Linked DNA regions of Homo sapiens: region 2 is linked to region 1. A link is a loop called in an ENCODE intact Hi-C map of the cell type or tissue named here. Cell type or tissue: ascending aorta. All regions are shown on one strand. Each heading gives the region's core, and the rest is flanking DNA. Links, peaks and the distances in the headings are about the cores only.

What was found. Peaks named below come from ENCODE experiments on the same cell type or tissue, not always from the same donor. Only the 100,000 strongest peaks of a DNase experiment are listed, where the experiment ranks them.
Region 2: a loop joins it to region 1, with 2.0 times the contacts of the local background. A loop is called at or near these places in 1 of 110 quality-filtered maps.

What each region holds. Positions count from the first base shown.
Region 1 is chr1:6,853,830-6,870,386 of GRCh38, reverse strand. The region is part of intron 3 of CAMTA1 (calmodulin binding transcription activator 1); the gene reads right to left. Among named protein-coding and RNA genes, the nearest start is that of CAMTA1, 77 kb to the right of the region's middle. RefSeq lists an enhancer at 2,310-3,042. In ascending aorta, for the core only: no CTCF peak of the experiment used is centred there; DNase peaks (open chromatin) are centred at 6,047, 9,719 and 10,188; H3K4me3 peaks cover 415 bases; H3K27ac peaks cover 6,058 bases.
Region 2 is chr1:6,910,249-6,926,805 of GRCh38, reverse strand. All of the region lies in intron 3 of CAMTA1 (calmodulin binding transcription activator 1), which reads right to left. Among named protein-coding and RNA genes, the nearest start is that of CAMTA1-AS3, 96 kb to the left of the region's middle. In ascending aorta, for the core only: no CTCF peak of the experiment used is centred there; no DNase peak of the experiment used is centred there; H3K27ac peaks cover 977 bases.

The DNA.
Region 1 (16,557 bases), core at 5,365-13,364:
TAAAGCCATGTTTCAAAAAACACAATGTTTTTTTTTTAAGTTGCATAGCTACTGAAAAGTAAACTTGCATTTCATTTCTCTGGAATGCTCATCTCACATAAAGTCTGTCACATATGTGTTTGTTGCTCGGAGGCATGCAAGTAATTTTGAACACTGCAGAAGGAATCAACACCCCATGAAAACAATGCATACGTTGTTTTAGTAGCATCATTATTTAGACCATTTCAGCATGTTTGTAACAAAAAACAAGAAGCGAGTAGTGTAACACGAGTCAAGTTCTGTTTCCCAAAAATATTTTGCATTAAAAAGGGGAAAAAGTAAACCGGTTCAAATCAATTATCTCTATGTACCTCCTTCATTACTAAAACATGTATGTATTAAATAACAATCTCTTCTTGACATCAAGATGATGCAGTATTCACAGATGCTTTTTTAAAGTCTTCTAAATCATCTTGAAAATTCACCAACTCACACACTAAAAAATGTTAGCCCAAATCTTCTATCAGCTTAATCTCTGCCAAAAGTTTCAGACACCAGACTACCTGAACGTGACGTCCAGGCAGGAATTGCTCTGAGTGCCTGAATATTACAACCAACCAAATTCCCACGTGGGAATGAAATCAATCGCCTCACCTAAATACTTAGTGGTTCTGACAAAATGGCTCCAAATGAAATGGTGCCAATAACAACATTTTAGGTGATTTCAAAAAAATCTGCAAAGGATTTTAGCTAATGTTTTCTACATGAGTTTGCTATTTAGGGAGGGGAAGGTAAAGGCTACTAGGAGTTTACTATGTCCCTCACAGTCAAGGAACCTGGAATATAATTTAATAAGTAAAAAGAAGGCTAGAAGCCATCCAAGGGGCAATGCAACCCTAGGGAGTAACTAATTCCACTTAAATTATGACAACAAAGAGCTGATTCTGAGTCCGGTCTGTTTGCTGAGGCAAGTATATAAGCCACACACATTTTCCCACAGAAATAATGCTGTAAAGAGGAATTAGACTTGACAACTGTCGATTTAACCTGAACTATTTGAGGTTATTGGGCCTGAGTAGCTTCTCTCCCCATCAAGGGCTGGCCTAAGTCTTAACTTTGGATACAAAGCCCTCTCTTCAGAACCTCCTGTCTTCCTGCCCCACTCCCAGGCGCCAGCAGCAGTGCTTCAGGATCCAAGATTATCCATCTTCCTCTCTCTTCCAGAAGCCTCCCTTTCTTCAATAAGGCACAGTCAGCTCATGACTATGAATGGACTGAATTAATACACACCAGTGCATGAACAGACTGAGCCTGAGGGGTTTTCATTCACCCCAAACAAATCCCCAACTGGCAGAACTACCAGGTATTTTTAAATCAAAGAGTACAGAAAGCTAGTCTAGCTCAAGGAAGACTTTTTACATTACAGCTTGTCTCTTTGTAACTAGTAAGTGAATTAGACAGGAAATACTCAAAGACCCTAACCAACCCCCAAAACCTTGCATAGGATACAAGCTATCCTTAATCTAAAACTGGAAATCTACTCTACACTGCCCTATCTGTGAGTTACATGGAGGCTGAAAGAAGAAACACACCAAGTTTCACTTTCACAAGTCCATCAAGTCATCAGTGTTACAGCAAAGAATATTCTTCTAGGGAAATTATCACCCATATTAAGCTCTAACTACCTGGACAACATTTTATAGGGATACCTTTTCCAACAAACTCAATTTGTATTCTATGTTAAAAATCTTCCCCCCTCCCTCCCTGCCCCACACCAAGGAGTAGTACTTTAAGCACAGGGAATTGGTTCACTTCTCAACTAAACAGACAAAGAACAAAGAATGTCATTTCTAGTAAGGTTAAATCATGACAGAAATGCCGCCATTTTCACCTCAGGCATATTACTTTCAAAACAAAATACATGGAAGAACTGTAAAGAAATGAAAAACAAAGAGCCAAGAAAATGCAGAGTCATAGAAGCTAAAAGGAGACAGCTGAAGAAACCCATTAAAATAAAACCCTATACAGTCGTTTTTTAACCCTATACAGTCGTTTTTTGTTTTGTTTTGTTTTGTTTTGTTTTGTTTTTAAAAAAAAAAAAAAAAGAGTCTCGCTCTGTCACCCAGGCTAGAGTGCAGTAGCAAGATCTTGGCTCACTGCTGCCTCCGCCTCCCAGGTAAAACTTTACACATTCTACTAACTCTTTACAAGATCGCTGTTAACTCAACATTATATAATGCTTTCTGCAGCAGAAACTAACCTCAGCAAGTATATTCAACAATTAAAAAGAACTACCCAGGCCAGGCACGCTTCTGTGGCTCACGCCTATAATCCCACCACTTTGGAAAGCAAAGGCAGGAGGATCACTTGAGCCCAGAAGTTTGAGACTAGCCGGGCAATATAGGGAGATCCCATCTCCACAAAAAATTAACATTAGCTGGGTGTGGTGGTACATGCCTGCAGTCCCAGCTACTTAGGAGGCTGAGGCAGAAGGAACACAAGCCCAGGAGGTGGAGGCAGCAGTGAGCTGAGACTGTGCCACTCGCTGCATTCCAGCCTGGGTGACAGAGCAAGACCCAGTCTCTGGGGGAGGGAAAAAAAAGAAAAAAAAAGAGGTGATTACAATGAGAGCAAAGTTTATTATTTTTAATCTATAAATATAAATAAATCAATCACCAGCATGCCATTCAACAACAAAAAAATGCACTTGAGCTATGTATACACTACAGTTAGTGGGGATTACATTTTTATTACCATTTCATGTTAGAATTCATGTTAGTCTTTCTAGCATGATAAAAATGCCATCTATTGAAAAACCAAAGAAAAGCGCAGCCTTTGGCTTTCATGTCTGTAGCTCACCCGCAAGTGGCCGGCAGGTGCTGTCCTCCCTTTCTCTCCCTCTCCTGCCAGCAGGCACCATCTCCACCTCTATTCCAGCCTTTCCGAAAATATATTTCCTGTCAAACTCTTCCAAGATGGTCTGTTCAGAGAATCTGTTTCTCAAAACTTTCTATAAATATTACAGCAACCTATACCTACAATCATATTATTTCCACAATACTCCTCAAAAAGAAAAAAAAAGCGAAAACTACAAGTTAAATATCTTTCTACCTAGTATTTTATCCTCAATAATGTAACTTTTTTTTTCCCTAAAAACATCAAAGCTTTCACAAAAGGAGGAGAAGGGTGGGCAGAAGGAATCGCAAAAGGCACCAGGAAACTTTGGAGAGTGATAACATGCTCATTATCATAGTATGGTAATGGTTGTGCGGTGTATACAGATGCACACTTGCAAAATGTACAAGACAATGCACAACTTAGTATGCCAATTATACCTCAACAAAGCTGCTTAAGAATGGTGGGTGGGGAGCCTGAGACAAGAATGCTGCCCTCTCCGCGTGCTTTAGGCACGCAGCCATGCTGTGGCCATCCACACAAAGGAAGCTGAGAGATCATGGAGAAGCACACGGGAGCCGCCATCCCTGAGCTGCTTGTCTTCTTGTTACATGAGACAATAAAAGAATCCTCAATGTTTATGAATATAGAAATACATAATAAACACATAAATGCTACATATTTAAAACCCTTAGTATTGATTACTAATTTTCAAATTAGCCACAAACCTGAAATTACCATATTTTCCAAAGCAAAAGTCCGGGCACAGTCTGACATAGTTTCGCTAAAAAGAGACTATCTGAAATCAGCTTTAGATATACTCCTATTTTTGCAACTGACATGCTAATCCACAAAATATGCTTAAATTTTTTTCTTCCGATTGGCCTGCTGCATTGCACCAACTCTATCATAGTCTAGACCCACTCATTTCTCGTGCTACCCCACTACCCACTAGGGAAAAATGATCATAAAATACAAATCAAATTCCTCCCAAACACAAATAATATAAAAAGTAAAACAACAGGGAGACAAATTCACCGACTGTTGATTTTATTTCCACATTACTTGTTTTTAAACTTACTAGCCAGGCATACCAGGGTTCACTTTCATCTTTCCACTGGCTTCCTGTAGGGCAGTCTGGATCATCAAGGAGTTGACATTTCCCATTCCCTCTATTCACTGATTCTCAAACTTCAGAATGAAAAAGAATCCACTATCTAAATAACATCACTTGCAAAAATGTTTTCTAAGTCCTACCCCTAAGAGATTATAATGTGGGGTACCAAAGAAGTGGTTAAGGAATTTACGTTTTTGATAAATCTTCCAGGTGAGTCTGATTACAAGTTCACAATTCTCACTTTAAGATAAATACTGCCCAGATGGGTCTAACTTCAAACTTCATCCTCCAGTCCCAACATATACCCTCTCTCCTCAACACAGGCACCAAGTCACAGATGTCAAAGCTGCTAAAATGTGAATAAAGAAACAAATTCAAGTTGATAATAGCTTAAGGTAATCGTCCCTCTAAAGACTATTACATTTTTTTAAATGCCAAGATACCTAAAAAGTCTTTACAACTTTAAAGAATAAAGCCACACTGGAAGATGGGGTAGCTACACAGAATGTAAGGAGTCCTTTCTGGGCTTTAAAATCACGCCGTCCTTGAACCTGGGTTCAGGTTATAGCTCTCCCACTTACTACTTCTGTGCCTTGGACAAAGTATTTAATTTTTCAACTAAGGTCTCACTTTCTTCATTTACAACATGAGAACAGTAACATCCCTACCTCACAGAGTTGCTGTGAGAATAAACAAAAATAATTAATGTAACTACTTAGGCTAGTACTCAGGACCTCAAAGGCAAAAACCATTAGTTCTGTGATTACTATGATTATACTGATCCTCTTACATTCCTTTTCTTAGCTGATTCTTTCCACAACTTACAAGGGAGACAATGCTGCCCACATTTTTGCAGACGGGTAGAGGTTAAGCTCAAGAGTGCAGATCTTAAAAATGGTAGAGCCAGAATTCAAACTAAATCCGCCCAAATCTATCCTAACCACAACTGGAAATGCTGAAGGATCTATAAGTTTCTCCCTCTCCCTCAACAGGCTCACTCACAAGCCCTCATAACCCCACACTCTGCACTAGGCCTGGCAGACCCAGGTTCCCAGTAACTGTCTGGTGAATGAGAGAATGAATGAATGGGCCCTCAGGAGTGGCAGAGGCTGAACACACTTTCTAGATCCACTACTGTACCCACCACAGCACCTTATGTGACAGATTTAAAAGAATACATGTGGGATTTAAATCAATGGACTAAGAAAAATAAATTCAAGTACTTTTTTGCATACTGGCATGCTAAAAATGAAGAGTGTTTTCCATTCAAAAGATAAAATCCACCCATTCAGGCTGGGCACGGTGGCTCACACCTGTAATTCTAGCACTTTGGGAGGCCAAGGAGGGAAGACTGCTTGAGCCCAGAAGTTTCAGACCAGCCTGGGCCACATAGTGAGACCCCATTTCTATTAAAAATGTTTTAATTTTTAAAAAATTTCACCCAGTCAACAAATACTTATCAAGCATCCACTCTGGCACAGGCTCAGTACAGGTAACAGGGACACACAGTGACATGCCGAGGCACGTCTCAGCCTTGTCCACCCCAGCACTGAGGAACAATTCCGACATAGAACAAGTAACTCCCAGCATCAGGGGTACAGTGTGGCATGCTCCAGAAACACCCAGCAAGAGTGCCCCATGGACCCTGCAAGTGGATGGGAAATGTCCCCTGAAGAAACAACATGTAAATGGCATGTAAGCTGGGGTCCCAAGGGAACCAAGGTGGAGGGCGACCATCATTCTAAGCAGAGGCAACGACATGTCTAAGGGAGCTGAGAGTGTTGAAGGGACTCGGGCAAGAAACCGGTGGCTGGAACAGAGGACAAGGCGAGAGGGGCTTGGCAGGAGATGAGAGAGGTGACAAGAGACGAGCTTAAGCAGGCCTGGCAGACTGTGTCTAGAAGGTGGGGTGGTATCTCAAGTACAACAAGAAGCCGCTCAAAGGCTTGGGAACAAGAGTACCACTGACCAACTGGCATTTGAAAAGGACCACATTGGCATCTGGGTGGAGACTGGGCTGGAGAAGGCAAGGGCACAAGCAGGGCATGAGTCAGAAGATCGCTCAATACCGTCTGCGCACAGGCAATTGTGGCTTGGACTGCAGCAGTGGCTGCAAAGAGTGACTTGGACAGAATGGAAATTTATTTGGGAAAAAGAACCAGCAGGAATTGTTTTGGATTCAAAACAGATAAAAAGAAGAGGAAAGTGTCAAAAATGTCAGTAATTTTACAGTGAAGAAATCTAACAAACACTACCTCAGCCAGGTGATCAAGGTTAATATCATCAGTAGTAAATCATGTTGAGAGCAGGTACCCTTGATATGATGTGATGAGAATGGTACTTTGCCGCTGTGGTCTTCCTTCCCCAAAACCCATTATCCAAGTCTAATCACGAGAAAAACAGTAGACAAATCCAAATTGAAGAACACTGTATAAAATACTTAGTCTGTCAAGGTCAACAAAAACAAGAAGAAATCTAACAAACTGTCAGTCTAATGGAGCCTAAGAAGATATATGACAACTAGATGTAACGTGGCATCCTGAATGGGATTCTGAAAAAGAACAAGACTTTAGGGGAAAATTAAGGAAATCTGAATGAAGTGTAGAGTTCAGTGTAAATAATGTGTTGGTACTGGTTCACTGGTGTGAAACATGTACCACAGTAATGTTAGCAGGGGAAACAGGTGTGGAGTGCACAGGAACTCTCCTTAATATTCTTCAGACATTTCTATAACTCTGAAACTATCCTAAATTAAAAAGTTTACTTTAAAACTGATCCCTGAAATTTGACTTGATCGCCTGGGAGGCTCAAGTACCCTTCACTGAGAACACGGAAGGGGACGTGGGAGGAAAATCATGAAGCTCTATCTCAGACATGAGGCTGGAGCACCCATCAGACACTCAGCATAGACAGCAAGGAGGCAGCTCTGGAGTGGGGCTCAGCAAAGAGCTCTGACCTCATGAAACAAACCTAGGAGCCATCAGCAGATTGGATCTCTGTAAGCAGATGGGGGTCACCTAGAATAAGAAGGAATATAGAGAAGGGCCTGAACTCACAGGGGTTGGGGAGGGAATGGGGAGATGGTGGTCAAAGGGTATAAACTTTTGGTTATAAGATGAATATTTTCTGGGGCTGTAATGTACAGCACGGTGACTACAGCTAATAATACTGTATTGTTTATTTGAAATTTGCTAAGCAAATTAATAAGCAGATCTTAAGTGTCCTCACTCCTCTCCTCCACCATACACACACAGTAAAACACCGTATAGTGAGGGACGTGCTGGTTGATTGTGCTAATCATTACACAATGTACACACACATCAAATTACATTGTATACTTTGAACATATACACCTTTTACTTGTCAATTATACCTCAACAAAGCTGGGGGAAAGTTTATCATTTCCTTCAGAAACAAATTAGTGTAATTCTGATGATTTATATTCTTGTCACCTTTTTTCCCGAAGAAAATAGTTATCTTTTTTGGGTAAAAGATGAGATTATTTGATTAAGCTTTTTTGACTCTCTTCTTTCCAAAACAAGGGAAAAGAAAAGAGCCTCGCTCTAATTGCTGAGAAATACCCACATTTAATGGTCACAGACAGAAGGCCCAGGGTCAAGCTCTGGGGAAATTCCACCTTTAAATGATGCGAGAGGAGGGTCACAAAGGAAATCTCCTAAGTGGGAGAGAAACAGGGGGCATGCACCATCCCAAGAGCCAAGGGAGGATGGCACAGCCAAAGTGGGTGAGTATGTCTGAAAAATCATTAAAAAGGAAAAATGTTCCTTCTACTTAATAGTGATCTAAGAAAGAAGGTTTGGCGGAATAATGGAAGCTAAATTCAAATTGGAATAGTTAAAAAATGAAAGAAAAAAAACAAAACTCTTTCAAGACGTCTGGCTCTCAGATTTTACACCTATGTTCATGGCATTATTCAAAATACCCAAAGGCTGAAACAACCCATGCACCCATGGATGGATGAACAAATCAACAAAATGTGGTGTGCACATAACGAATTCAGCCTTTAAAGGGCAGGAAAGGCTAACACATGCTCCAACATGGACGAACCTTGATGATATAAGGCTAAATGAAATAGACCAGTCACAAAAAAAGACAAATACTAGGCTGGGCGTGGTGGCTCACGCCTGCAATCCTAGCACTTTGGGAGGCCGAGGCAGGTGGAACACCTGAAGTCAGGAGTTTGAGACCAGCCTGGCCAACCATGGCCAACATGGTGAAATCCTGTCTCTACTAAAAATATAAAAAGTAGCCAGGCATTGTGGCAGAAGCCTGTAATCCCAGCTACTCAGGAGGCTGAGGCAGGAGAATAGCTTGAACCCGGGAGGCAGGGGTTGCAGTGAGCCAAGATTGCACCACTGCACTCCAGCCTGGGTGACAGAGTAAGACTCCGTCTCAAAAAAAAAAAAAAAAGACAAATACTATATGACTTCACTTTATGAGGTACTTAGAATAGTCAAATTCATACAGACAGACAGTAAAAGGGTGGTTGCCGGGGGCGAGGGGTAGGGAGAATGGGGAGTTACTGTTGACTGGGTACAGAGTTTCGGTTTTACAAGATGAGAAGAGTTCTGGAGATGGATGGTGCTGATGGTTGCACAGCAATGTGAATGTTTAAATGGTTAAGACAACAAATTTTATATATGTATATTTTACCACAATTAAAAATTTTTTAAAGCAGTTTGGCCAATCCATATCAAGCTACAATGACGTGTCATGAGAAAATTTTAAAGTTGAAGAACATTAGCCTACAGCAGCACTTCCTAAACACTTCCCTACTGACATGCAGTTCAATGTAAATGGGTTACACGTGCCTTGTGAGGGGAACTAAGCCACGCTAACCCCTGACCAGTGGTTTCTGACCTCAAGGATACTCATTCATTCTCCAGTACGTCCTACAAATATTCTTATTTTTAATGTGTTCTAAGATGTGAGAAGTCATGGCTGAAGAAGTATGGGTTAGAGATCATTTCAATTCCATCTCAGTGACAAGAAAAGTTGCTTTAGTTTTCGTTAACCTACAACTTCTGCTGCCAAAGGACAAAAAAGATGATGTGATCTTACTGAAACCAGTAACAGAGATGTTAGACAAATGAATCTCTACTGTAAAGTCACACTCCATGGCCAGGCGCAGTGGCTCATGCCTGTAATCCCAGAACTTTGGGAGGCCAAGGCGGGCGGATCGCTTGAGGTCAGGAGTTCAAGAACAGCCTGGACAACGAGGTGAAACCCCATCTCTACCAACAACACAAAAATTAGCCGGGCGTGGTGGCATGTGCCTGCTACTTGGGAGGCTGAGCCACGAGAATCACTTGAACCCGGGAGGTGGAGGTTGCAGTGAGTTGAGATTACACCACTGCACTCCAGCCTGGGTGACAGGGCAAGACTCTGACCCAAAAAAAAAAAAAAAAAAGTAAGTCACACTCCACTTCTGACAGTTTTTTGGTTTTTTTGTTTTGTTTTTTTGAGATGGAGTCTCACTCTGTCACCCAGGCTGGAGGGCAATGACACAATCTGGGGTCACTACAACTTCTGCCTCCCGGGTTCAAGCAGTTCTCCCACCTCAGCCTCCCAAGTAGCTGGGATTACAGGCATGCACCACCACGCCAGGCTAATTTTTTGTATTTTTAGTAGAGATGGGGTTTCACCATGTTGGCCAGGCTGGTCTTGAACTCCTGACCTCCAAGTAATCCGCCCACCTCGACTTCCCAAAGTGCTGAGATTACGGGTGTGAGTCATTGCGCCCGGCCCTGATAGACCTTTAAGAACAGAATAGGAGCAATACTTTCCTCTTTACAATATGTTAGAATGACAAAAACTAAATCAGTGTATAAGGAAAGAAAAAACAATGTGGTAATTTTGTAGGCACAGAATAAACAGATCAATGAACAAGGAGTTCAGGTAAAAAACCACATATTTGTGGAAACTTAGCACATGGTAATGGCAACATCTCAAATCAGTAGAAAATGATCAATGACTCAATAATAACCATCTTATTTGGAGAAAAATGAAATTAGAGCTCTAACTCATCCCATTCACATATAAAAAAAGTTCAGCTATATTAAACATCTAAGGATAAAAATTCAAAACAAAGAAGAAAATCTAGGGAGAATACTTAATTACTGGTGTGGGAAAGACCAAGTACACATGCCATCAAGGCCAAAAAGATTCAGAGTTTGGGAGCATGACTCATAGGATTGGCATGAGGACATAATGAGTTAAGAAAACTAAGACTGAAATACAGATGACTAAAGGGAGAAATATTATACATACTTCTTTTAAAAGAAAAACAGAAATCAGAAAGAAAAAGAACGAAGAACCTACTAGAAAAAAAGACTGAAGACTATTATAAAAAGTAACATATCCAAAAAAATAGCATAAATGGTCAAACCATGCTAAATTGCAGGAATATACAAAGAAATGTAAATTAAAAGGAGATCTGAGTCTTCTACCTGTTGGGCTGAGAAAGGATTTAAAAGACTGACAACACTTACCATTGGTAAGGGTTTGGGGAAATGGATGCTCTCACTTTTAGCTAATGAGAGTCCAAATTGGTATTCTACAACATTTCTTTTCTTTTCTTTTTTTTGAGACACGGACTTACTCTGTTGCACAGGCTGGGGTGCACTCGCACGATCACAGCTCACTGCAGCCTCGACTTCCTGGGCTCAAGTGATCCTCCCACCTTAGCTTCCCGAGCAGCTGGGACCACAGGAACGCACAACCATGCCCAGCTAATTTTGTTTATTTTGTGTAAAGCCAGGTCTCCCTATGTTGCCCAGGCTGGTCTTGAACTCCTGGGCTCAAGTGATCCTTCTGCCCAGACCTTTCAAACTGCTGGAATTACAGGAGTGGCCACTGCACCTGGCCTGGTACAACATTTCTAAGGGCATATGTCAAATATTTACACTCTGACAAGCACTTCTGTCCTAGAACATAACTGGAGATGTTAAGTGCATCACTTATTGTAAGAGCAAAATATGACGACAACCAATAAGGGATTGGCTGAAAACTTTTTATGGCATACCCGTGCTATGTCTTTATGCACACACATACCCACACACAGGCACTGACACAAAAATGTCCACAACATGGTGTATAAATGGGGAGGAAAAAACAGGGAAGCTGTATATGATTCCTCTTGTATGTACACTCAAACATATATACATACAACACACACGCGATTTACACAAGCATTTGTAAAGTCCAAAAAAGGATATAAATCAAATTGCTCACAATGGTTATCTCCTAGGATGTACAATTTTAGGATAAAATCAGTTTATAATCTCTACACTCCTGTTATTAGAATTTTTCAAAGACCATTTATTACTTTTATAAGTATATATTTTACATACACTGTTGTAATAAAATATAATAAGATAATTTCTATGGGAGGGGACAGCAATCTATGGCAAAAAGGACATAATGATTTGTATGTTCCCTTTCTTCATTAATATGTAAAGTCCTTTAACTATAAGGCAGCTTCCAGTTATGACTGAATGGTCTTAAAACATCCATATTATTTTTTTAGACAAAGGAATGCTCTATACTGCACAGTCAGAAGTTAGATCTTCCTGAGTTATGGCAAAGTTACGACACTGGGGTCCTCATATAAAAGCATAAGACTCAGCAAATAGAGGACAATCTTCTTCACGCATGCATAAATTAGAAGGAGCTACAGCCTGTCAATACGATTTCAGACACACAAAATCATTGTGAGGCTAAACTTAGCAGAGACCCATGAAAATACCCACTATAGGATCAGACCAATTAACTGATCAAAAGAGTAGCTGCAAGAAATTTAACTTATTTAATATATAACCACACCAGTATAATGCCGGCTAAACTGGTTTCTGTAATGGGCATAAAACAATCACAACACCCCCCCCCCAACACACACACACACACCACCACCACCACCACCACCACCACCACACACACCACTTTAAGGATAATGCTGAAAAGACAGGTTGTAACAGAACCTCAATATACAAAGTGATATGTAATCTCAATTTTATTGTAATAATACTGAAAACAGTCACTTCTTAAGTGGGTAATGTCCCTAAGGATAAGTAGTTCTGTAAACTATATTACTGTGTCTAAGAAACATACAGTAAACAAAATGAATGCCATGAAACAAAGCTAATTCAAAGAATTCAAAATACAATTGAACAGTTAAAATCCTTTAAAAGCAAAAACAACTGTAATTTGAATTGGAGATATCAGTACTAACATCCCTACAATATGTCTTCATTTATGACTGGCCTATCTTTCTTTCTTCAGTATCCCACTCCTCATTCCTTCCCATTCCTGGGATCCTGAATCATTAATTCATTCGCACAGCAATTCTTTATTGAGCATTTACTATGTGCCAGGCACCATTCTAAACTGGAGATGCAGCAGTGAGTAAAACTAAAATCTCTGCCCTGGCATATCTTGCATTCTAGTGGCATCAAATCCATCAGTGCCACCCACAACATAAAATTACATCCTTCTGGCCGTCCCACCTCAACATCCCTAGATCTCCCCATTAATAGGCTTTTTTTTTCTTTTTACAGTGCACTCGGCACATGATTTGATTTTCAGTGTCCCCACTTTAGAACATTAAGCTCCAGAAGACAGGAATGTTTTTTATGTTTTGTATGTTCCAAGAGCTTAGAGTATTGCCTGTCATACAGACATTCAAATATTTGTTGAGTTAACGAATGCCTTCTCTTCCCTCTATGGTCTAGCTCTCTCTCCCAATGAAAGTTGCTCACATCTATCCTACTCTGTAAACAAAACACATGTCCTTGTCCTACAGCCCGACCCTACCTTGCCTGCTACTTTCTGGCTTCTTTGAAGATGCAGAACTGCAGTAGTCTGTAGCAACTATCTCCACCTCTTCACTTTCACTGCAACTGCTTTGGTTTTGTTTGTTTGGTCACCAAAGCCTTCTTCATCTGCAAATCCAAACTTATTTTACTTTTTTAATTGAACAAGTAATTCGTATTCACTACAAAAGTACACAGAAAATGGCATCACATGCCATGTAATGACTTAAGCCAGAAACCTGGGAGTTATTCTCAATGTCTCCCTGTCTCTCCCAGCCCACACTCAATCCATCACCAGTTCTGAATGACTCTATTTCCAAACCCCATCTCCAAGCCATCCAGTTATCTCCAGCTCCACTGCTGGGCCTTGGCGCCACCTCCACCGTTAACTTTCACTGGATTCCTGCAAATTGCACCCAGTGGTCTCTCAACTTCCATTCTTGCCTCCAATCCCCTGACCACTCAGCACCCCACACGGTGGCTGTAAATAGCAAAACAGTCCAAGAATCTCCTATTTCAGACCTCTATCACGGGCAACCCTTCACAGGGACACCCTAGTTTCCAAGGTGGCCTATGGCTGTGAGTAGCATGACCCCTGCTGTGGCCTCTTCTCCTGCCACTCTCTACCTCCCCCTACCCTCTAGAGACCTCCCACTCCTCACTTCAGACATGCCGAGCTCTTCCCATCATGAAGTCTGCCCGCAAGCCTCCCCTCCATCTAGATCATTCTTCTCTGATCACTCATCTCACCAAGCTAACCTCCTCCTCATCACTTTCATCATAAAAATATCACTTTCTAAGAGAAGTCTGCCCTGGCTTCTCATCTGAATTACATTGTCCTCTCTTGTAGCAGCCTGTATTTTTCCTTCTTACACCCTTTATAGCACTGTGTAAGTATGTACCCATTCTTATAATTAATTATCTGCTCAATGGCTGTCTCCCTTTGAAAGCAAGATTTTATCTTGATCCATCTATCTATCCATACATCCATCCCATCTATCTAACCAATCTATTTAATCTATCCATCTATCCCCCCAGTGACTAGAATAGTGCCTGGCACAAAAGAGCTCAGATGAATGACTGACTGTCCTATCAGCCTATAAACTGCAAAAACAAGTTCAATGTCTATTTTGTCTGCTGTTATGTATCTCGTAACAAACACATTGTCTGGAATAGAGAAAATACTCAACATTCATTAAATAAATGCTGAATGAATACCAAAAAAAAAAAAAAGCGGCAGGGGGAAGCATCATAATTCTATCTGTCACAGAGAAAAAAAAAAAAAAACACTGGTTCCATCTTGGCCATCTTGATATATACAGCCTTCCAGATTGCTCTACATTGTGTTAATTGTATGGCGTCCAGCTCCTGCAACGCAGGTGGCTTCTCCAGTACCCATCTCTACAAGCACCTGCAGCTGCTCCAGCCTCCAGAGACTACAGCACACAACAGCAGGCCATACCCAGCAGCCAGCAGCTCCCCCCAGCATCCCACTCTGGAGGTTTTGTAGCAGGGTACCTCCAGTGAGACACCTCCCCATGAAGAGCTTTTGTGTGGCGCCCTAGTGAGCAACTTCTGGCAGGTATCAGAGGGTGGATTTCCATTAAGTTCCACTAGTATGACATGCCAGCAACTTCTTGGCCATGCAGTAAACCAGCCATGCCCTCTCTGGATGAGGTCTGGATCTTGGTCCTGGGGGAAGGAGAGACTCTTCCTTGCAGACTCTACCTCAGCCCCAGGGGCAGCAGTTGCTCTGTTTATCTGCTATTTTCATATTCTTTACAATTCTCTTCACTTTTCACTAGCCTAACCAAATCCCTCCTTACTTCGATTCCCTGTTATAATTAGTAATTATCCACATTAAACGCTGCTTTCAATTTACTGGTGATGAAGTTTGAATCTGTGTCCACACCCAAATCTCATGTCCACACTGTAATCTCCAGTGCTGGAGGTGGGGCCTGGTGGGAGGTGACTGGATCATGGGGGTGCACCTTCACGAATGGCTTAGCACCGTCCCTTTGGTACTGTTCTCATGATTGAGTTCTCAGGAGATCCGACTGTTTAAAAGTGTGTAGCACCTCCCCTCCTCTCTCTCTCTCTTGCTCCTGCTCTGGCGATGTAAGACAAGCCTGCTTCCCCTTCTCCTTCTGCCATGATTGTAAGTTTCCTGAGGCCTCCCCCAGAATCCAAGCAGATGCCGGCACCATGCTTCCTGAACCGCCTGTGGAACCATGAACAAATTAAACCTCTTTTCTTTATAAATCACCCAGTCTTGGGTATTTCTTTATAGCCCTATGAGGACAAACTAATACAACTGGTTTCTCTCTCCTGATTGGATCCAGATTGATACAAATTTGGAATTTGTGTTTGTTGTTGGCATATAAAATTGCAATTGTGTCCAGAATTACCTTGAATCTTGCAACCTAGCTTATTATTTATAATAAGTTATAAAGAGGTTTTTTTTAATTTTCTACATATACAATCATGTCATCTACAAAATCACAGTTTTATTCTTCCCTTTCTCATCCCTGTACTATTTTTCTTGCCATACTCAACTAGGTAGGACTTCCAGTAAAATAATAAACAGAATTGGTGACAGTGAAAACAACTTCTCTTTCCCTGTCTCAAAAGAAAACTTCCAACATTTCACCAGTAAACATGGTGTTTGCTATAGGATTTTTCTGAGTAATCTTTATCAAATTAAGGAAGTTAACTTTCATTCATAATGTATTAAGAGATTCCATTTTGAATGGGTATTGGATTTTGCCAAAGGCAATTTTTGCACCTCTGACATTATCACATGATTTTTCTGCTCTACTCTATTAATTTAGTGATTTATACTGATCAATTTTTCAAATATTAAACCTGTCTTTGTAAGTATGATATTCTGAATTTAGTCTTTCGAAATCTGTTGAGATTTACTCTATAAATCAACAATTTTGATCAATGTTCCCTATGCATATGAAAAGAATGTACAGTCTACAGTTATTGGGTGCAGTGTTGTATTTCATATTTCATTATATTCCATATTTCATTTTGAATGTATCTTATTTTCAACAGTCTTTTGTTGCTTAACAACAGGGATACATTCTGAGAAATGCATCACTAGGCTATTTCATCATTGTGCAAAGATGACAATGTACTTACACAAACGTACTTACACAAAGATGTACTTACAAAAACCTAGATAGTACAACCTTCCACATTCCTAAGCCATATGGTATATCCTATTGCCCCTGGGCTATGAATCTGCGTATTATTGTACTGAATATTGCAAGCAACTGTGACACGATAGGTATCTGTATCTAAACACATATAAACATAGAAACAGTAATGTGTTACACTATGACACTATGACATCCCTACGAGACAGGAATTTTCCAGTTCCAATAAAATCTTATGAGACCAGCATCATATATTTAGTCAGTCCCTTGTTGACTGAAACATCGTTATGAAGCACAGGACAGTAGTACGTCTAGATTACACATAAACCCACTGAGATTTCAATTAGGTCAAGTTTGTTCATTATGTTATGGAAATCTTCTATGTCCTTACTGATACTTTGTTTCTGAGTTAATGAAGACGGTATATTAAAACTTTCCACTATGAATTGCAGATTTGTCTGTTCTTTGTCATTTTTGTTAATTCTTGCTTTATGTATTTTGAGATAGTGTTTTTAGGTACATACAGAGGTAGAACTGTTGTAACTTCCTGGAGAACTGAATTGAGTATTTT
Region 2 (16,557 bases), core at 4,877-12,876, 57 kb before region 1:
TGAGCTGCAATCGAGCCAATGCACTCCAGCCTGGGTGACAGAGCCAGATCTTGTTTCAAAAAAAAAAAAGAAAGAAAGAAAGAAAAGAGAGAAGGAAGGAAGGAGAGAAGGAGGGAAGGAAGGAAGGAAATGAAAGGGAAGGAAGGGAATGAAAGAGAAAGAAAGAAGAAGAGGAGGGGAGGGGAGAAAGAAAGAATGAGAGAGAGAGGAAAGGAAAGGGAGAGAGAGAAGGAGAGAGAGAGAAAGAAGGAAGGAAGGAAGGAAAGAAAGAGAGAGAGAAAGAAAGAAGGAAGGAAGGAAGGAAGAAAAGAGAGAGAGAAAGAAAGAAAGAAAGAAAGAAAGAAAGAAAGAAAGAAAGAAAGAAAGAGAAAAGAAAGAAAGAGAAAAGAAAAGAGAGAGGAGGGAGGGAGGAAGGAAGACAGAGAAAGAAAGAGAAAGGAAGGAAGGGAGGGAGGGAGGAAAGGAAAGGAGAGGAGAGGGGAGGGGAGGGGAGGAGAGGAGAGGAGAGGAAAGGAAGGTAGGTCACTGAGGCACTTGGAGTACAAGATGCAAGAAAGTTTGGGAACTTCTGCTCTGGGGAGAACTTGGCCCATCCCCTCCCAACGTGGGGCAGATAGGCATGATGAGAGTGATCATTAGTGACAACCACCAAGCACTGTCCTGAGCAAGTGGCTTTGAGTAACTTATTTCATTCTCCTAACAGCCCTCTTTGCCCTGTGGATTTAATCAGTTCATAGATGACACAGGGAGGAACAGCGCCTGGGACAGAGTTAAGTGCTCAGTAAGTGGCAGTAGTGGTGGCTGTGACTTAGATTATGGACATGATACCCACAGGAGATGGAGGCATAAGGAGAGGAAGTCAGGTCCTCAGGGTTACAGCTGGAGCCGGGAGGGGGAGGAGGCCCCATGCCTATCCTCTTGCCCTACTACCCTGCCTCCTGGTGATGGATCAGCCAGCGGACAGCTTAGGGCCCTATGGCCTGCAGGCTCCAGTGACCTCACACTGTCAGAATGGAGATGCCTCTTGGGAAGAGGTATTGAAAAGCCAAGAAAATAAACAGTGGGACCAGGGCTCCACTTATGGGTGCCAGGATTCCCCAGCAAAGTCTCCACGGGGCTAGTTGCTCCTGGGGCTCAATAGTCCAGCCTCTCTGCAGAAGGAACCAGAGAGGGTACCAAGGAGTGGCTGGAGGGCAGAGACCCCTCCCTCAGCTACCTCCAGGCTACAGGGACGCACTCCTCCCCATACTCCAAGGCGCCGAGGGGAGCAGGAGAGGAGGCACTTGGAAAGATCGAGCACAGCCTCAACACAGGTTACCTCAAGAGGCAATTTGAGCCATTCGATTAAATCCACCAGAGTGGGCCTAAAATGTAGGACCCCCAAGCCTTTCCCCCTCGAAAGCGAGGTCAGGCCACTTAGAGAGAAAGGGAGAAGTGACCCTTTTTTTGCACGAGGCACAGTGTGAGGACACGTGTAACCCCATGACGCGCAGGGGAGGCATGAGAGACAGGAGGGCTGCTGGCGGCTCTTGGCCCATCAAGAAATGTGGGAAAGAGGCCTGGGCCAAGGCGAAGCTTCTAGAGGCCTCATGGCCCCATTCCCCCTAGAGACAAGGCAGGGATGGAGCAGGTTCAGAAATGGCTTCTCCAAGTCCCCATGCTCAGGAGGCCCTTCTGCCCTTGGGCCCCCTGCCCACTGCCCAGTGTGCAAGGCTGGTCAAAAGCAGGGCCCAGTCACTGGCAGCAGCCCCTCCTCAAGGCTCCAAGGCCAGATAAAGTTGTCAGCACACCGGCCGTGAAGGGCCAGCATAGCCAGTCAGCTGTTTGTAGCCACAGCACAGTCCCCCCCAACCATATCCAAGAAAGCTACACCAATGTCACATGAAAAAACTCCCAGAGAAATCAGACCAAGAGGCAAATGTGGGCTGCCAGAGTTCATCAAAATCACTATTTGCAAGATTCCTATCTGCCCTACTCAACGCATTTCAATTCCGAAGTGCTAGATTCCCCGGTATAGTAATAGAAAGGGTATTCATAGGCACTCCGGCTTCCAATAAGATGCAAAAACTTAGCTCGCATTTTTTAAAGTTTATAAATAGCCTCGGAAAAGAAGCTGGAACATGCTTCTTAGTAAATACAGCTGACCCATTTTCCTCATTCTTCACCAGGAATAAAGCGGCTGTTACCACGGAAAGTACAGAAGAGTCTAAATATATATTTCCTCCTCACAGGGACCCAGATCAGAAAGGCAGAGTCGACACTCAGTGGGTGAAAGAGGGAGAAGCCAGGCCAGGGAGGGCCGCCCCTGGTCACCTCCCTGCACCCCAAGGGGATGAAAGTCGTGGAGCCCTCAGCCCCAGCTCAGGGGTGGGGTGGGCACCACTGACTCCAGGACCCTGCAGGAGGCTGCTCAAGGTCCGCTCAGCAAGCCCCTCCCAGCTGGCCTGACCCCCTCCCAGCTGGCCTGACCCCCTCCCAGCTGGCCTGATCCCCTCCCAGCCTGAGCCCCTCCTGGCAGTTTGGTTTTTCTCCACTCGGCCTTTGCACCATCTTTATGTTTCCAGTCTCCCCAGCTAGAAGGTAAGCGCCAAGAGAGCAGGGAGGCTTCCCTCTTGTGCACTATTCACACCCAGTCCCGGGAACAGTGCCTGGCATGTGGCAGGTGTTCAATAAATATTCATGACATGAACAAAGTCATGCCGTGTGGCCAGCCAGGCTCAGCCTGCGTTCCTAACAGTCTCTTACTGACTCTGGGTAAGCCTCCATTTTCTTCTTGTGGACACAACCAGGTAGCCCCTTCATTTTGGAAGTCACAGACCAGCCTAATGGTCTTGGGCGAGTAATGGGGGTTCTCTCTGGTGAATTCTACACCTTGGGGAATTGTTTTTCCCCTTCCTTTTGCCAAGAGCTGTGATAGAAAACAATTATCCACCAAATTGGCAGGTCTAGGGGATTCAGAGAGAGGACATCACCTTCTTGGCAGTCTCATGGGAAGGTAAAGGTGTCTATCTGTTCACTGCCCTGTTTCTAGAGGCGTGCCTGACATAGGACAGGTGCTTACTATCCATGAAAGAAGGAGAGGATCTAGGACATTGGTCACTCACATGGACTCCCCGCTTCCCAGGCTGACCCCAACACCCCCAGCTCACCGCCACAGGAAACCACCAGTGTGGCTGCCCTCTTCCTGCATACCAGAAGCCCCCAGCCCCGCCACCCTCCATTTCACACCTGTGGACCTTGAATAAGCCAGGCCTCCCTGGAAGCAACAAGGAGGGCTGCCGGCACTGAGCCAGGGGCTGGGCCTCGTGGCTTTGGGATGGTCTAGTTCTCTTCCTCATCTTTCAGAGAACTCTTACAATAAACCCCTCTAAACAGGAACCTTGAGGGCATCTCTGTTCCCTGAAACTGAAAGCAGGTAGCCCACACCCAGGAATGGGGATTGAAAAGAGATCAGTGCTCCCCCTTCCCACACTCAGATCCTAACAGATGGCACAGGGATGACCCGAATTGGATCACAGATACTCAGGAGTGCAAACTGGGACCCCTCTCGCTTCCACATACCACTGCAGCCATCACTGGTCGGACAGCACCAGCCAGTGCTATCTATGCACACAGCAAGCGCTCAACAAGTGCACAAGTGTGGGAGGCTGCTTTCTGATGAAGAGTGAGTGCCTGCAATTCAGAGAGTTTATGCTGTCTTCCTGAAGTCTCTGTTCTTTTACTGATCATTTATCTAAATCGACTTTAATTCATCATCTCAACTAGATCATAAAACAGCTTAATTGATACTTATTTGATGGAATCTACCTTATTCGTGAAATTTATCACTTCATACAAGTGCAAGCAGGGACCAGGAAGCAGAGCTTGCCACCGTCACCGGAGTGATCCTCCAGCAGACTCATTCCTGGAACACTTAACGGAAGGGGGTGTGTTCCAAGATCCCAGCGCTCCAAATTAAAACCTGGCCCTCCCTAGGGCGCTTTGGACTTAGCCTATTGGATCCACACTGTGGTTTTAAAACATGTCTGCAAATCCTCTGGCACTCCTCCCACCAAGAAGTGGAGGCCAATTCTCCTCCCACTGAATACAGGCTGGCCTTAATGGCTCACTTGTAACTAATAGAACTCGGCAGGAGGGATGCCGTGTGACTTTCAAGGCCAGTTCATGAAAGGCAACACAGCATCCACCGGCTTTTCTCAGGACATGCATTTGAGGCCCCAGGGGAGAAATGTGGCTGTCCTGCAGCCGTCATGCTGAAAACCACATGGAGAAAGGGATGCCAGAGGAGCCCTGGCTGCTCTGTCCCCAAATGCTTGCATCTTCCCAGACCCACTCAGAGAAGCCTTTAAGATGACAGCCCAGCCACTATCTGACTGCAACAGCACTGAGACCCCAAGTGAAGCTGCTTGGGCCAGCCCCAGAACCAAGAGAGGTGATAATAATAAATGACTGTTGTTTCACACTGCTGAGTCAGGAGAGATTTGTTATGAAGCCAGAAATAACTGAAACAATACACAAATCTCACTAGCTGTGGACCCTGGCCAGGTCCCTTCCCTCTGCACCTGCTTTTGCTCATCTGAAACTAGAGGCCTGGGGACCCAGAACAGAATTGTGTGAGTTTTTGGCAAAAAAAAGAGAAATAAGGAAAAAGGGGGAGTTAAAAAAACAGGTATAGTGGAGCAAATCCTTCATAAAACCAATTATAATCAACTGAAGAAATATTTTGTATCTTGAAATGATGGCCTTCTTATATTGTTGGTGTCAAAATATTCTTTCCTTTATTTCATTTTATGAAATGATGATACAGTAGCTGACAACTGGCTTTTAATGGCCTCATTTGGTCAAATCAGAAGTTGGCCATCCTGGGTCAGCCCCACTGATATGGTTTGGCTCTGTGTCCCCACCCAAATCTCATCTTGTAGCTCCCATAATTCCCATGTGTTGTGGGAGGGACCCAGTGGGAGAAGACTGAATTAGCGGGACGGGTCTTTCTCATGCTGTTCTTATAATAGCGAATAAGTCTCAGGGGATCTGACGGGATTATAAGGGGGAGTTTCCCTGCACAAGCTCTCTTTGCCTGCCACCATCCATGTAAGATGTGACTTGCTCCTCCTTGCCTTCCACCATGATTGTGAGGCCTCCCCAGCCACATGGAACTGTGAGTCCAATTAAACCTCTTTCTTTCGTAAATTGCCCAGTCTTGGGTATGTCTTTTATCAGCAGTGTGAAAACAGACTAATACAGTAAATTGGTACCAGTAGAGTAGGGCATTGCTGAAAAGATACCCAAAAATGTGGAAGTGACTTTGGAACTGGGTAACAGGCAGAGGCTGGAACAGTTTGGAGGGCTCAGAAGAAGACAGGAAAACGTGCAAAAGTTTGGAACTTCCTAGAGACTTGCTGAATGGCTTTGACAAAAAATGCTTAATGATATGAACAATAAGGTCCAGGTTGAGGTGGTCTCAGATGGAGATGAGAAACTTGTTGGGAATTGGAATAAAGGTGACTCTTGTTAAGTTTTAGCAAAGAGTGGCATCTTGCCACATTTAGCAAAAAGGTGGCATTTTGCCCCTGCCCTAGAGATCTGTGGAACTTCAAGCTTGAGAAAGATGATTTAGGTTATCTGGCAGAAGAAATTTCTAAGCAGTAAAACATTCAAGATGTGACTTGGGTGCTGCTAAAGGCATTCAGTTTCAAAAGGGAAACAGCATAAAAGTTTGGAAAATTTGCAATGCAATTGAAAAGAAAATCCCATTTTCTGAGGAGAAATTCAAGCCTGCTGCAGAAATTTGCATAAATAACGAGGAGCCGAATGTTAGTCCCCAAGACAATGGGGAAAATGTCTCTAGGGCTTGTCAGAGGTCTTCATGCTAGCCTCTTCCATCACAGGCCCAGAGGCCTAAAAGGAAAAAATGGTTTCGTGGGCTGGGCCCAGGGTTCCCGTGCAGTGTGCAGCCCAGGGACTTGGTGCCCTATGTCCCAGTTGCTCCAGCCATGACTAAAAGGGACCAAGGTATAGCTCAGGCTGTTGCTTCAGAGGGTGGAAGCCCTAAGCCTTGGCAGCTTTCACACACTCTAGAGCCTGCAGGTGCAGAGAAGTCAAGAATTGAGGTATGGGAACCTCTGCCTAGATTTCAGAAGATGTATGGAAATGCCTGGATGCCCAGGAAAAAGTTTGCTGCAGGGGTGGGACCCTCACAGAGAACCTCTGCTAGGGCAGTGTGGAAGGGAAATGTGAGATTAGAGCCCCACACAGAGTCCCTACTGGGGCACTGCCTAGTAGAGCTGTGAGAAGAGGGTCACCATCCTCCACACCCCAGAATGGCAGATCCACTGACAGTTTGCACAGTGCACCTGGAAAAGCCACAGACACTCAACAACAGCCTGTGAAAGTAGCAAGGAGGGAGGCTGTACCCTACAAAGCCAAAGGGGCGGAGCTGCCCAAGACCATGGGAACCCACCTCTTGCACCATCGTGACCCAGACACAAGACATGCAGTCAAAGGAGATCATTTTGGAACTTTAAAATTTGACTGCCCTGCTGGATTTCAGACTTGCATGGGCCCTGTAACCCCTTTGCTTTGGCCAATTTCACCCATTTGGAAGAGCTGTGTTTACCCAATACATGTACCCCCGAAGCATCTAGGAAGTAACTAACTTGCTTTTGATTTTACAGGCTCATAGCCAGAAGAGACTTGCCTTGTCTCAGATGAGACTCTGGACTTGGACTTTTGGGTTAATGCTGAAATGAGCTGAGACTTGGGGGGCTGTTGGGATGGCATGATTGATTTTGAAATGTAAAGATATGAGATTTGGGAGGGACCAGGGGAGGAATGATATGGTTTAGCTCTGTGTCCCCACCCAAATCTCATCTTGTAGCTCCCATAATTCCCACGTGTTATGGGGGGGACCCAGTGGGAGATGACTGAATTAGGGGGGTGGGTCTTTCCCATGCTGTTCTCGTAATAGCGAATAAGTCTCCTGAGATCCGACAGTATTATAAGGGGGAGTTTCCCTGCACAAGCTCTTTGCCTGCTGCCATCCGCATAAGGTGACTTGCTCCTCCTTGCCTTCCGCCATGATTGTGAGGCCTCCTCATTCACGTAGAACTGTGAGTCCAATTAAACCTCTTTCTTTCATAAATTGCCCAGTCTTCGGTATGTCTTTATCAGCAGTGTGAAAACAGACTAATACACCCACCAGCGTTCTGAAATTTGACTGGTCTTCATCATCAAGGTTTGGGAACACCCAGCTAGCTGGTCTCAGATCACTTCCACATCTGAGAAGTGGACATTTCTGAAATTCCCTGTAGAAAGAGGAGATCTACCTCTTAAAATATACTCTACAAAAACTTGCCCTGGCTTGTCAGCTCAGACACCTAGCTCCAGCTTCCAGCAGCTCACTGGTCATGGCTGTCGCACACCCTTAACACAGCCCCACATGCCCATCCACCAGAGGCAGCATCCTCCTGCCTCAGAACCCCTGACTTGCCTGCCTTGCCTCTGGGGCCCACTCCTCCAGCCAGGCCCAGCAGGGCTGCAGGACCCCTGAGGGGATAGAGAGGTGAAGGATCAAACAAAAAGAATTCCTTCAAACCTGAGCAAAAAATGCCTTGCTCCCTAAGCCACGTCCCTCCTCCTGCCAGCATCTGGCCCTGTCAGAGGCAGGGCGGCTCACCACGGAGAGAAACACACAAACCTCCGGAAAAAGGTGTCAGCAGATCTGCACTTTCCAAAAACAGAGTGTTTTCAGGTCACAAAACAGAAAGACGCCAGCCCAAAACCACTGTGGGCTTCATTTCAAAAATGGTAAGGAGGCCTTCCAATGTTCAGCTCTTTGGCTTCTAGCTTGCAGGGTCGCCTCTCCTTTCTCTGTGGCCTGTGGTGCCTTTGGAGCGGCCACACCCTTGAATTTGAGGCCATGAGAGCGGCTAGTTCTGCTGGGCCCGATTCAGACCCTCCTTTCTTCTCTGCATCAAGTGGCAGCAAGCCACCCTCCAGCCACAGGGTGACAGGCTGGGGGAACGCGGTGGGCATGACTGAACTTGAGTGTTTTCTAACTCCCCAGGCGTCATCCACCAGGAAGTCCCAAGGAGCCCAGCCTCCCCTCCCTCTGCCCAACTCCTGTCATGGGCAGAGATGTGCAGCGATCCTGGGCCTGAGGCCCACGGGGGAAGTTCTGAGTTCCTCGGGAGGTGCTGTCGGCAAGGCAGGCTGGCGTTGATGGTTTCCCAATGCCAGATAAATACCGTTTTGAAGCCACAGTATTTCTCAAGCACAAATAGTACAGTAAAGCCGAGACATTTATATGCAATTGGGAGACATTTATCTGTGACAACATTCTATTCCAATGACTTTTCTATTACTGCCAATGATTAATGATGTAAATTCTGTCACTTGGGATGATGGATGCAGGGCAGCTGAGGGGCCTTTGCATAGATTACCCAAACTCTGTCTGCTCATTGGCTCCCAGGACAAATGTGGCCTGTGCTTCAGTCAAGCATAAATGTAAAGTTCTTTTAGATTAAAAAAATATTATTCTTCTTCAGTACTCTCCAGAAGCAGCTGGTTTAGGGCTGGGTGAAAGGTTTCTCCTCCTCCAATATGTCTTCCCTTTTCAGTGCCAGGGCTGCTGACATGCACTCCATTTAGGAATAATTGCATAATTCTTCCCAAACAGGAGCATGGGAGGCCTTCACCATTAGGAGCCACAGAAGGAAAGTTAGAGACAAGCAAGCAAGGCCCAAGAACTTGGGCATTTGGGGCCTTCTAGATGTGAGGCCTAACCCAGCCCCACCCAGCCTAGGTCCCAGACAGCATGGACACCTCTTGCCTCTCCACCTTGGTCATGTTGGTCCAGCTACCTGGAACGTCTTCGCTGTGACCCATGGCCTCCACCTGCTGAAATACTGTCCCTTGTTCACAGCACCAAAGATGGCATGTAGATGTCCCCCCCCGCCCCCGATGGGTTTTGCTTCTGCCCTTCCCCTCCTTGCTGCGTCTTTCTCGGGGCCCCCTCCCCCACCCCACTCTGCCCTCTCCTGTGGGTCTTCCTCTCTACTCCCAAATCTGTATTTCCTGGGCTATCCTTGGCTCTGAATTTCAAGCCCATAAATCCTACTGCAAAGCCGCACCTGGCTGTCTCAGGGCGGCCTCCAACTGAACTCTCCTCTGCTCCTCCTGGGTCATGGCAGTGGGTGCCAAAACAGAGACCTCAGGGCTGTCCTTAACGCCTCCCTTCCCCCCACCCTCAATGTCTGATCGATGGCCAAGTCCTACAGATTCCTTTTCTTACCAATCTCTTGAATCTGTCACTTCTCTCCAGCTCCATTGCCACACTCTGGGCCAACTGTCACCTAGGTTAATAATTGCAAGTTCTTGGTCTCTTAACAGTTTCCTCGCATCCAATCTTGCCACCCTGGGCTTCTCCAAGTCAGATATCTCATCAGCTGGCTCTCTCCTAGGCCCTCCACGGCACTTCATTTAAACCACCACGGCTTACCAGGCCCTGCATCCCGCCCACCTGCACACAACTCCACCCTCATCCTGCACCAGCCACACCCTCATTCCCCACACTGCAAACCCTCTGGCTTCCTCCAGTGTCATGAACAGGCTCATTCCCCACACTGCAAACCCTCTGGCTTCCTCCACTGTCATGAACATGCCACTCTCTCCCTGGATGCCATCTCTTTATAGGGCAACTCCCTCTGCCTGGAACAATCTTTCTCTCCCTGGCCCCCTTCACCTGGCTAACTCTCACTCATCCTTCATGTCTCAGCTTAGACACCACTTGCTCAGAGAAGTCTTCCCTGACCCACCCCACACAGACTACGTGGGCTTTTCTATGAGCTCCAGAATGGCCTGTAATTGTCCCCTCATGTACCTCAACAGGCCTCCGCCTCCCTACAGTGGAAGCTCACGGCAAGCTCAGGTCCACATTGGTCTTGTTCATCACCTGTACAGCTCAGCACCTGCTATGACATCTGCACGGAATAAGTGTCCATGACGTATCTATCTGCTCAATGGGTGAACAAAGCAGAAAACGTATCTACTGTGAGGCTACTTCCCCATCCCTCCCTAGAGTGCCAACTCCTGGAGGCCCAGGACCACAACCAGTTCATCTCTGGATGCCTAGGGAGCCCACCATGGGTCTCACACAGAGCAGGTGTTCAGAACAAGCTTGTGGAGAAAGTAGGAGAGAAGAAAGAAAAATCCTGATATAAAAGCACATGGAACCTAGAAAATCAGTGGCCTTATTCATACAGCAAAGTGATAAAAGTTTAAAGAAGGAGAGAGAATTGATTTGGAGTGTGCAGCAAACATGAGGGCCTGTAAGTCAAGCTGCCGTAAATGCTGGGGGAGAGCAGCCTGGTTTCCCTGCAGAAACTCGGAAAGCAGTTGTCATTCAGAGGTGGGGCGGGCCTTACAGGAACTCGGCCGGCGGCTCCTGGATCTGGATTCCTGGCACTCCTAACTCAATTTGGCCATCGTCTTAGTGTCCTTTCTTGGAAAACGGATGAGCTTTCTACTCTGTGATGCCCGGGAAGCGCCCTGGGCTCTGCGCTGACAGGTGGTGGAGCTGAATCCAGCCCAGGCAGGGTGAGACCCGGAGGTCTCTGTGGTCCTGAGGATTCCCACCCGATAGCAGGAGAAAGCAAAGAGGAAGAACACAAAGACATCACATGCCCCTGGCTCCCTTCTCGTCCCCTTCTCTGGCAGCCTGGTCGCCTCTGAGATGTCTGCACCTGGGAACAGACCGCGAACAGCACTCACAGGCATGCCCAGGAGACTCAGGGCTCCACCACCCACTCCAAGTGCCAGGGACCCACCAGAAAGCAGCTAGGGCACATTCAAGGGCTCCTAATGCACAGACCCCAGGGGATCAGTCCCCCATGCTGAAGTCTAAGAATGACCGATGGTGGGGTCAGAGACTCAGTTGTAGGATAGACGGTCTTGGAGAAGTCATCAGGGCCACCCCTGTCTGCAGGCCCCAGTCAGAGAGACAGGCTTCGCCAGCATATAGGATCACTGCTTGCTTAGAGACCATGAATGCTACTGACTCCATCTTCCTCACCACGCCAGTGGCCATGGCTGACAGGGCTGGAAACCAGAGGCCGGCTGCTGCTTCTGCTGTGATTCTCCTCCCTCTCCGGCAAGCCCTGTGATGAGCCCTCCACTGCACAGCCCTCCCTCCCACAGTCCTCTCCTTCTAGACCACGTTGTCCACTCTCTCTAGCTTCAGGCTGCACTGCTCCCACCTTCTTGAACACCTTGGCTCCACTAAAACCCTTCCGGCCTGGCTTCTTCTCTTCCTGTGAAATTTCTCAAACCACAGCCTGTACCAATGCCCCCACATCAGGAAGCTGGGCAGGAAAAGAATTAAAACCCAAGTCACCAAGAAGACAGGACAGGGAAATTATAAAATGCAGAAATCCAGGGTACTTATGAAATTACTAGATTTCTTGGCTGAGTGAATGCACATACCTAACCACAAAAATTATTTTCCAAGTTTGGCTTTTAGGTTCCTGGAGTGAAAGGAGTAAAAAAATCTAATCTCTGAAACCTTCATAAATATATGCTTTTCTTTTTTAATGAAACTACTTAGACGAATCCACTTTTGCCTGACAAAGTAGAGGAATCCAAAGTGTCTGGATTTTAAAAGCTTCCATTAAAGTGGCTTTTCTTTTTTCAAAAAGTAATGAATTGAAAAATAAATCAGAAGGCTTAATTAAGCCTGAGGCCCGTAAGAGGCAGCCAGGGCAAAGCTTCCTGACAAGCCCACAGAGCCAGAGCAGGGCCGAGCCTCCCGCTCTGCTTATTCTTGAAGCAGCTCCGGCCAAAGGCATGCCTTTGAATCGCACAGAATTAGAATTCAGCAGTGATTCTTTCAGGCAGTACAGTGTGTCTTTACTGGTGCTACAGCAGGCTCATAAATTAAGATTAAAAAGTTGGTCAGATGGAGACAAAAACGTGTTTCTGGGGAGAGGAGAAAAAAACGCAGAGTAACATCCCAGAGTCTGCAGGCTCCCAGCATCTCCCTGGCCACATGAGCGCCTCAGCCCAGCTAAACTAAAAGCCCCTGGCTCGTTCAAGCCAGACCTGGCCTTAAAGAGGGAAAAGGTCTCTGTCCCAACCATGTACATGTGCCACCCCTTCCTAGGGGCCTGCCTGGGAATAGGTTCCACCAGTGGGTAAACAGCACCCCACACAGCCTAACCACTAGTCGGAGGCCACAAAAAATGGCCATTGCATGGCCACTAGCTAGGGCAGCCGATAGCCGTGTGTGCATGTGCCTGTGAGAGAATCCGCCTCATCTCAGAGTACATATTCATTTATTTGAAAGCCTTATATAGCATCTGTTAAATATATCAAGTGCACAGAGGTAGAACAGTGAAAAAGTCAGAGATGGCCAGGTGTGGTGGTTCACGCCTGTAATCCCAGCACTCTGGGAGGCCAAGGCAGCAGATCACCTGAGGTAGGAGTTCAAGACCAGCCTGGCCGACATGGTGAAACCCCATCTCTACTAAAAATACAAAATTAGCAGGGCTTGGTGTCAGGCATCTGTAATCCCAGCTACTCGAGAGGCTGAGGCAGGAGAATCACTTGAACCCGGGAGGCAGAGGTTGCAGTGAGCCGAGATCACGCCGTTGCACTCCAGCCTGGGCAAAAAGAGCAAAACTCTATCTCAAAAAAAAAAAAAAAAAAAGAGATGAGCCCTGCCTTTTTGCAACCTACATTAATGTGAGGGAGGCAGATGCTCAAATGGATCATCTTAGAAATAGGTCGGTGTGTTTGTGCCCAGTGTCCCAAAAGCAGTACGAGATGATATGAGTGAAGAAGCTGGCCTTGTAGCCTCTTTACTCCTTTCTCAGGACACTGATGGAAATCCTGTGCTCCAGACAAAAATACTACTCATTTGCCTCCAAATTCATCATTACCTGCTCCTACGCCTGTACTCATGCAGTCCCTTCCACCAGGAAGGCCCCCATCTCTACCTTTCAAACATCCTACTCTGCCTTAAGAACCCACATCCACGCTGCCTCTTTTGTGATGCATCTAGTAGTCCTCTCCTCCCACAATCTCCCTCCTGAGGACCTTCCTCAGCACCATCTCTGGAACTGAGCACAGGGCCTGGCACAGCACAGTTTGTGCTGAATCAAACAGAAACGCTCATCCATAAAGCTACTTGAAAATACTCAGGAAAAGAAGAGATCAGCACCCAGGGCAGGAAGAAACTTCTGGGAAGAAGTCAATCTGAGTCTATGCAGGAGGAAGCTGGGGGCAGGGGGAAAGGGAGGCAAGGTACCCCACGCAGGGGGTCAAGCAGGGTGCTGACCACTAGGGGAAGAATGCCTCGTTACCATGATGGCTCTGCTGGGGAGGGCACCCCAACAAGGCTGGAGGGCCAGGGAACCCCAAAAGCAGGCAGATCTGGGAGGTTTCTGCAGGCTCCTCAGCAGAGCTCTGACCGTCCTGATGGAAACAGTCTGGCCATGTGGCACTGCACACACTGGGTCAGAGCAAGCGGAGGGTGGGGAGGCCAACTCACCCTCCAGGCCAAGGGGACTTGGGGCCAAGCAGTGGCCGCCAGAGCAAAGACAGGGCATGGACCTAAAGGAGAAACTGGCCTCTAAAATACGACCCCTTCCTCCACATCCTTTTGTCCCCAGAAGTGTTTACAAACATGAAGAGGAAGGAAAGCACTTAGGGAATTTATTTAGAGTGGAGGAACCTGAGCACAGATCATGTAAATCACTCAAGGTCACGGCATGCTGATGGCAGCCTGGGGAGACCAAGTTGTAGCCAAAAACAGGGAGGTGCTGGCAAGGCAATAACTCCACGCTGGGCGCTGGAGTTCACAGGGCCTGGGCTGGGTTCAAATCCTGCTTCTGTGACTGGCCACACAACCTCCTGGTGCCCAAGCTTCCCTCCCCACACAGTGGAAACAGAAACAACTCCCAGCTGCCGACTGGGTAGTGGGAGGATTCAGTGACGGGCATGGAGGCGGGCAGCACGCCTGGCTCCCAGCTCAAGCTCAGTGTGGGGCAGTATGACAGCGCCTCCCCTGTGAACTGGGGTAGTCTTCTGCTGAGAGGGAGGCAGAGGTGGGGCATGAGGGAGCTGGGAGCAGGCATCCGCCTGGAGGACAGGCTGCTGGGAGGGCCGACCAAAATCCTCCTCCCCTGCGGAGGGACAGAGCCCCTCCCTAAGCCAGACAGTTATCTAACGGAAACATGAACTTCTTTACTATGGCATGAGAAAGACCAAGGTTATTTTGAAAAGTACCAAGAAATGTTAATTCCCCGGGGCTCTTTATGTAAAGACAGACTAAAATCCAGAGGATAGAGTGGTCCCCAGGAGACTGACAGGAAGAAAGCCACTTTAATATTTCATTAGTGTCCCATTAGCAAGACAACACACATTTTCACACTTGGTGACTTCTTGGGAATAATTTCTCATTCAGAAACAAAGGGGGATGCTACTGCTGCTTACCCCGCTGGCCTGCTAAGCATCCTGAAGCAGCCAGTTGGAAAGAACTTGACCTTCAGGGTTACAGCTACTCAAGCCAATGAACTCCATTGTGCAAGACTTCCTGGGGAGGCTCCTATGAAACCCACTAATCCAGGGATTGAAAGCCAAGCAATTGAGCTGCAAAAGTAAAGCAAGTCTGTCTTATGTTCCTTAAGCCAGGCTCACACTGCTCAGCCCTCCAGGCCTGTCACACTAGAGCCACCCACCAATCCGGGGATCCTACAAACAACACCCTTCAGCTATAGCCTGAAAAGAAGGGAAGGGAGAGGGAAGGGGAGGGAAAGATAAGAGAAAGAAGGGAAAGAGAGCAGGGATTCAGGAAGACAAAGGGAGTTGATCTTAGCAGCTAGCATTGTGCAGATCACTGTCACATTCAGCTGCTCATCAAATATCTCCTGTGCCCTCAGTGTGTGCCAGGAATATGCTTGATGCAGGGCTCGCGGAACAGAGCCCGCAGACAGCAAGCGAGGAAACACATGAGGGAATCACTCGAAGTTGTTAATTTAGGTTCCACAAGAGACCAGAGAGGTGGTTCTCGGCCTTCCCATTTTTCAGATGAGGAGCTCAGCCAGCACCTTACCAGCGGGGTTTCTGGGGGACTTGGTAAAGGGAGGGGTGGATCTGGCCTCGGACAGGGGGCTTCTCAGCCCTATGAAGGTCTACCTGTCTTACAGATCATTTACAGAGATGGCTCAAACATGAAGATCATTTACAGAGATGGCTCAAACATGAAGATCATTTACAGAGATGGCTCAAACACAGGAAGATCACTTACAGAGATGGCTCAAACACAGGAAGACACTGCACAGGGCCTTTGTTTTCTGGTTTCTGGCTTTGTGGCTCATATCTCTCTCTCCGTGTTGACGATAATTACTCACAGGCAGGAGGATGGCTCAGCCCCTTCTCCTCATCCCCCACAAGGTCACAGGGAGGTCGAAGGAGCTGACACCAGGTACTGTCCTCTCAGCTCCAGTGGGCTTCTTCATGCAGGTGGCCTCCTGGGCCCCAACTCCCTCCAAGGACCACCTCACAGAGCCAGCCTGCCATTTGCCACCAGCTCCCAGTCCTGAGCTAACGTCCTCACCACGTTCAAGGAGCAGAGGGCACCTGGTCTCCAAGGACACCCTCCCCTCTTTCCCTCCAATTTGGTCTATTAACTTAAAACAAAGGAAGCTGGCCAGGAGTGGTAGGCACAGGGGATGTCTGAGAGGATGTAATTAATGCAGCTGCTCCAAACGGAAGGTAACACCTTGTCTCCTCATTAGCAGATGTACTGCAATTTAGGATGACATCCTGGACGCGAGCAATGGGGACACACAGCTCCCTGGCAAGTCCACTCCTTGCCCGCCACTTCCATTTCCTCACTGTTGAGCAATTATGAACAAAGCACCCCCAGCAGAAGGTTCTGAGCTGCTGAAGTCCAGCCACAGGGTTCTAGCAGCCCAGGGCCTGGGTCCAAAGCTCCACGGATCCAGCAACCTTGGGTTCCCACATATAGCCCCAGTAGGTGACAGGCAAGCACACCTCCGCCTTTGAAATATTTCCTCATTAAATATTCAGCATGGGTTCCTGACCCTGTTTGCTGCGCTCTATAAACAGAAAAGGCACAAGATGGACTGCAAGGACACAATGACCTTCCCAGATAGTGACATGTTGGAGGGACTCAAGGTATGCAGAGACCCGCTTTCCAACAGCTCAGGCCCAAGTCAAGTTACATTAGCATTTTCCTTTCAAGAAACAAGACCAGCATTTCCCTCCCCACCCTGCTCCCCTCAAAAAATGAGCTGAGCCTCCAATGTAGCAAAAACATTTCAGTAGAGGGAATGAACCCTGCAAAGTTACGTTCCAGCCTGGCTAAAAAGAAGTTTGGGGCCACCCAGGTGACTCTGTGCCTATGCAGAAGCTGAAAGAAAACTGGGGTAAAAAGAAGAAAAAAACAGTTGCCATACTGGTGTTTTGAGACTACAGCTTCTCCTTTCAAACCAGCAGGTCACCTAGATCAAGCCCATGAAGGCTTTGGAATCATCT